2 separate regions of the Mus musculus genome follow, and region 1 is linked to region 2. The links are chromatin loops, found by intact Hi-C in ENCODE. Cell type or tissue: heart. All regions are shown on one strand. Links, peaks and the distances in the headings refer to the core of each region. The heading gives the core; the rest is flanking DNA. Region 1 overlaps Rnft1 (ring finger protein, transmembrane 1). Region 2 overlaps Med13 (mediator complex subunit 13).

Region 1 (2,926 bases), core at 235-2,734, 220 kb after region 2:
GAAGGCTTCTTCGCATTTATCATCAGTAACAAGGAGAAGTTGAGACAAAAACAAATTAGCCGTGTAAGACAGACTAAGCTGGGTTCTAGAGATGGCTTTAGCAGATTAGAACATGTGCTGCAGTTCCAGGACCAGAGTTTATGCTGAATGCTGGGATTAAAGTCGTGTGCTACCACCACCACCACCACCACCTGACTAAAGTTAAACTTTAAAGACAGACTAAACCAGTACATGGCTTAATAAGGATAGTGACCAAGTGTCATGGGTGAAATCATGTCTGTACAGCTGCTACCTAGATTGACAGAGGTACAGGAAGACTGTGATACCCTCAACCAGATAAACACCACATCACTTTTTGTTTTAAATGAGTATTCACTCTATATTTGTGTATATTGTATGTGTCCACACACACATAGAGTCTATTATACACACACACACACCTTGCCTAATGAGAATCACTGCTAAGTATATTAAATCACCTTCCTGGCTTTGTGGTGAAGCTTAGTTGTTAGATATACAAGGGATGAAGGAGAGAAAGTGATTTGTGATTAAAATTTCACTGTGAAAGTCAGCTGAAATGACTTCCTGTTTAAAACTATTACATTCATCCCTCTTAACACTTATCACAGTTTCTCCAGGCAACTTGTTTTTTTAATATGATTAAATAACAAAGGGAGTTTGTAGAAGACTGAGGTGGGTGGATTTTTTCACAAGGCTATCACTTAAAATTAGGAAAAGGGAAGTAACTCATAGCAAATATTTTAACCCCAGCAATTAAAGGCAGAAGCGGGTGAATCTGAGTTTGATGCCCATCTAGTCTCCAGAGCAAGTTCCAGGACAGGCAGGGCTATAGAGAGAAACCCTGTCTTGTTCCAGACCACCTAGGGCTATATAAAGAGATCTTGTCTCTAAACAAAAACCAGAAAATGTAGTAAGGTTGTGGTACTCATTATCAGTAATAAACTGAAACATTTCTCTTGCTTTTGCCCTTTGCTTTCACCTCAAAGGAAGAGGATTGATTTTGTGGATTTAGATCATCCTCTCTAAACAGTTGCTGTCCCAGCACTGAGAAATGCTGCTAGGGCATAGAGCAATGGCTCAGCAGTGAAGAGCACTGTTGCTCCAGAGGCCTGTGGGTGTTCCCACACCGCAGCGAACAACCATCTCCAGTTCCAGGGGAGTCTGATGCCCTCTTCTGGCTTTCTTGAGCAATGCACACATGATGCAGACACATACAGGCAAAACACCTATATACATAAAAATAAATGTCCAAAGAGAGAGGGGAGGTAAGGGGATTGGGGCCGGGGGGAGATGCTACCAACCACCAGGATTGAGACTATAACTCCTTGCTAGAGATACTTTTGTTTTTCATTTTTTTCGAGATTGGGTTTCTGTGCAGCCTACGCTGTCCTGGAACTTGCTTTATAGGCCAGGCTAGCTACAAACACAGAGATCTGCTTGCCTCTGTCTCCTGAGGACTGGGAAGGGACTGAAGGCAGGCACCACCGCATGTGGCAAGATGGGTGATTTCTTTGTTTTTCAGATTTATTTTGTGATAGTTATGATGAACCACTATTATGTGAGTACTAGAAACCAAAACCATGCCCTCGAAAGGCACAGCATTGCTCCTGTGAAGCTATCTGACATATTTGCTAATTTTTTGTACAATTATTTTGAACATGAACATTACATTATCAAAGCTAGCTATGAGGTGTACTTAGGCAAATTGTTGATTATTAATATAAGAAATTATTCCCACTATTTTTATGTGAAACTAGATTCCACATAGCTTGTTTCATGAATATTTTTAAAAGCAAACAATTCAAGTATATTAAAAATAACAAGAATCTGTAACACTTAATACATAAAATGACCACTAAGATTTGTTATATATTTAAATAGCTCCAATGTCTCGGGAGAAAGTTTTATAACTGTTATCTTTTATACAAAAGTAGTTTATTAAATATGGTAACATGAACATATCTAACACGTTAATGAAAAAATTGTACATCTGTTATGTATGCTATAGTAAATATACTAAAATTTTTTTCTCTCAAGTAATAAAAAATCACTTCTATTTTATGTTCATTCAAATTTGCATTTAATTTCTATTTACATTCATTCAATCTGAAATCAAATATCTTAACACAGTAAACTAAATACAAGGTGAAATGCAGAAAAGATGTTGCCCTCGTAGAACTCCTAGTAAGGCAGCTGAAGAACTTATTTAATAGATGCAAAGCCAACTTGGGGTAGGAGAAAACATAGTTTAAAGAGCAAACACTGTCAGAAACCCGTCTTTTAGATGCTCCTTCAGAGAATCCAGGGAAATAATACTTGTGCTATAGTGTTGAGTCACATGAGAAAAGTACTATATTGTTGAGCAACAAACCATAGGCCCCTATGTGACAAATATTGTCACAACTGTTTGTCCAGCTAGCTAATGTCTGCTCCTGGGATGAAACCATAGATGTATGGATACTGACATCTTTGAGATACTAGCCATTTTCATTTTCAAAGCCTCAAAATCCATTTCTCATAAATTCAACATTTCTCATGAGAATAATCTTAGATCTAGCCCTTGTAACCTAGGAAATATACAACTAACTGAATATTTCTAAAATGGTCCTGTATTAAATATGATGTTCAAGGCTCAAGATATTAATGCTAAGATACATTTTGTTTATAGTTGTCAGCTATAGTACAGAATGTTGAATTTATGGAGTCTCTCACATGCATCCTATCCTCAAATCTCAAACTATCTCAAAAACGGTATGTGGGAAAATTCTTTAAGTTAAGAGCATACAAGGGGAACAAATAACATAATTTTCCTAATGGTCTGGTTCAAGTTCAAATAATTAATACATTGTTAATCACAGCTGGTTTATAAATCCCAGTTTAGTTATTCTGTAACACTACAAACCTT
Region 2 (2,926 bases), core at 140-2,639:
CAAAGTTACGTTAAGTCATGCCTTACCTGGGGTTCAGGAGTCCTAATCGTGTTACACTGTATCTGAGGGTGAATGCTCACTTTACACTATCCTCTCTGTAAATAAATATTGAGTAGAAAACAATCTGGATAGTCCCTTGGACTTTTCATAAAAGTGTTTACTAACAAAAGTGTGCCCTGAAACACTAAGGTCATGAACTACAAATAGGTATTATACTAAATTTGGAAAATGCTGGGTAAGCAAAGTTATTTACTGCTATTATAAGAACTTTAGTGTACATACAGGTTCTGTGACTGTAAGTGGGCAGCACTTCCCAAAGGACCAAGGAACTCTGCTTAGTGGAGATTCCATCCTACTATTCTGCAGAAAGCCCCTTGAGAAGATGTTCATGTAAATGAGATTTACAACAGACCAATGAATATCTCAGAGAAGAATAAAAGTCACAGGATAAACTATAATTTTTATTAATAGGCAATTCAAGGGCAGGGAGAGCTCAGAGCACTTGCCTAGCATAGTTAATTCACATTAAGAGAAGGGGAAAATTACTCAGATTATTAACGACAGTTAATAGTCTTTATAAGTGTGCGACAGAAGCCCATTGTTTAATCGCAAGTAGCTTTCACAGAATGGGATATATATCCAGGGTATCAAAAAAATAGAAAATATAATCTCAAGAAATTAAAGTGTTACCATCTGACCTGAAACATGAAGAGCCCACTTACAGTGGTTTCTACATAGTGAGAGTCAGGTCTTCATTTATTATTTTGTACTGGTAGTAGCAACTTTAACAATAATCACACAGGGCTTTCATGACTCATTTTACTTCACCATCTGATAATTTAGACTATAAAATGAAGGTTAAAAAAATAAGTATCTATAGGTCTAAGATTCTCACTTCCTAAAACCCGCTCAGCAGCTTATGTTTTGAGAAGGTCTAGCTCTGTCCCACTGGCTCACTCAGAACTCATTGTAAACCAAGCTGGCCTTCAACTCCTGGGTAAACTTCTTGCTTATGCCTCCCAAGTCACCATGCCCAACCTACTCAACTAGTTGTTTATATGCTTTTTTCTATGACAGAAGTCTCACTACGTATCCCTGGCTGGCCTGGAACTCTCTATGTATACCAGAATAGCCTCAAGCTTACAGAAATCTTGCTGCCTCTGGTTCCTGGATGCTGGGATTAAAAGCATGAGCTATCACACTCATCCTACTCAAAAGTAATTTATACAAAGGAAACTTTTTAGAGTAGGTAAATTAAACTAAAACCAAGAATTACAAAGTTGCTAAATTTTTTAATCTTCAAAATAATAAAATAGGAGTTTAGTATGAGTCCATTCAAATAACAAAGACTCAGGCTTTAATCTTGATGTCTACTACAAAGTTATGACTTTAGATGAATGAGTTTCCAAAGTTACAATATATTTAGATGGAAGATAAGAACACAAAGAGACAGGGCAGTGTTTCTAGGCTCTCAGCTTCTGTACTACAATGAAAATACAACTTAAAACCAAAAGTTCCAGGAGCCTTAAGAATAACAGTCAATCTTCATATAAATTTTTTATAATTATGTGTTTCATATTAAGTAATTCTCTTTATGACACCATTTACAGAAATATACACAACAAAGCATAAACGAACTTGGAATTCAAATGAGCTATAAAACTTTAAAATGCTACTTTAGTAATTATTAGAACTAAAAACTATCTACTAGGATTCGTTAGGAATTGGCACAGAAATACTAATACCTTAAGAAAAAGGGGGCATTGATATTGTGCTTGAGGGCATGCTGACCAGAACCAGTCAGGTAATGGACCCGCTTTGGCAGTTGATACAAAGTATCCAAGGGCCAATGGTTGTTGAAGAATATTAGTTACTTCATCATGCGATTCTGTTGAAAGTAGCCGATCAGTACCCTGACCCTTAAAAAGACAAGAGTATTATTAGTTCATTTAATACATCTCTAGACAACAAATATAAATACAAATGCTTACAACAATTAATAATTTCATATTACTATCTCAATAAACCACATAAAATACTAAAAATTAAATGGTTATTTACTTAAGAGTCTCAATTAGTACTACATCTAACCTGGTGACAGGCCAATAATATCTACTACTCAGAGCTAAAGCAGGAGGATAAAAAGAAGTTAAAGGCCCGTGTAGGCTACAACGTTCAAGGTTAGTCTGGACAACTCTCAGCTAGACCATCTCAAAAGAAAAAAAGAGGGCTGAGGATCTAGGTTCACGGGAGCATACCTGTCTAACATATGTGACATTTAAATTTAATTCCAAGCCTAATAACTAAATGTAGTAATATCATAAAAGCAGTGTGTTACAAAAACTGTGAGACAAAATGAGTATGCCTCAGGTTGAACTGAGTACAAAATACAAATGGTTCAATATAGCTGCCACTTATGTCCTAATACTTATTCAACTAATTCCTTGCCCCAATTCAAAAGGCAGATTCCATTCTCTGTTCCCATAGCACTATCTATAAAATGCCATTAATTTCAACAGTGTTTTGGAAGACATTATAATACCACAGACTTTTATTCATTCCCTTTGAATTGGCCAACAAATTTCTCAGCATTTACTTTAAGAAAACAGATAAAAGAAAAATAAAATGCATAATAAAAATATTCATTACATCAGTACCTCAAGCACCATAAACCCTTCTACTGTGATAAGACAGGAGAAACAGCTTCTCCCCCAACGTTTTTATCAGTTCTTTGAGAATTTCATATAATGTGTTTTGATCATAAAATTAGTGGTACTTCTAATGTTTAAAAAAAAAGCAAGAATTTTGAAGAACCAGACATTGGTGGAATCCCAGCACACAGGAGGCTCTCAAGTTAGGAGCCACCCCAAGCTGTATACAAAGACTCCAACTCAAAAAAAAAACAAAAAAACAAAACAAAAAAAAA

The links. A loop is a pair of places that touch in the nucleus more often than their neighbours do. Peaks named below come from ENCODE experiments on the same cell type or tissue, not always from the same donor. Only the 100,000 strongest peaks of a DNase experiment are listed, where the experiment ranks them.
Region 1: it touches region 2 in a loop (2.4-fold over the local background); 3 of 42 quality-filtered maps call a loop at or near these places.

What each region holds. Positions count from the first base shown.
Region 1 is chr11:86,496,932-86,499,857 of GRCm38, forward strand. Rnft1 (ring finger protein, transmembrane 1) reads left to right here. Exons shown (of 9, transcript NM_029788.5): 9 at 1-2,076. It overlaps Rps6kb1 (ribosomal protein S6 kinase, polypeptide 1), which reads right to left. Exons shown (of 15, transcript NM_001114334.2): 15 at 1,938-2,926. Among named protein-coding and RNA genes, the nearest start is that of Rnft1, 14 kb to the left of the region's middle. In heart, for the core only: a CTCF peak has its summit at 1,210 (motif pointing left); no DNase peak of the experiment used is centred there.
Region 2 is chr11:86,273,629-86,276,554 of GRCm38, forward strand. It overlaps Med13 (mediator complex subunit 13), which reads right to left. Exons shown (of 30, transcript NM_001080931.2): 28 at 1,746-1,919. The region is part of intron 2 of Brip1os (BRCA1 interacting protein C-terminal helicase 1, opposite strand); the gene reads left to right. Among named protein-coding and RNA genes, the nearest start is that of n-TQttg2, 13 kb to the left of the region's middle. In heart, for the core only: no CTCF peak of the experiment used is centred there; no DNase peak of the experiment used is centred there.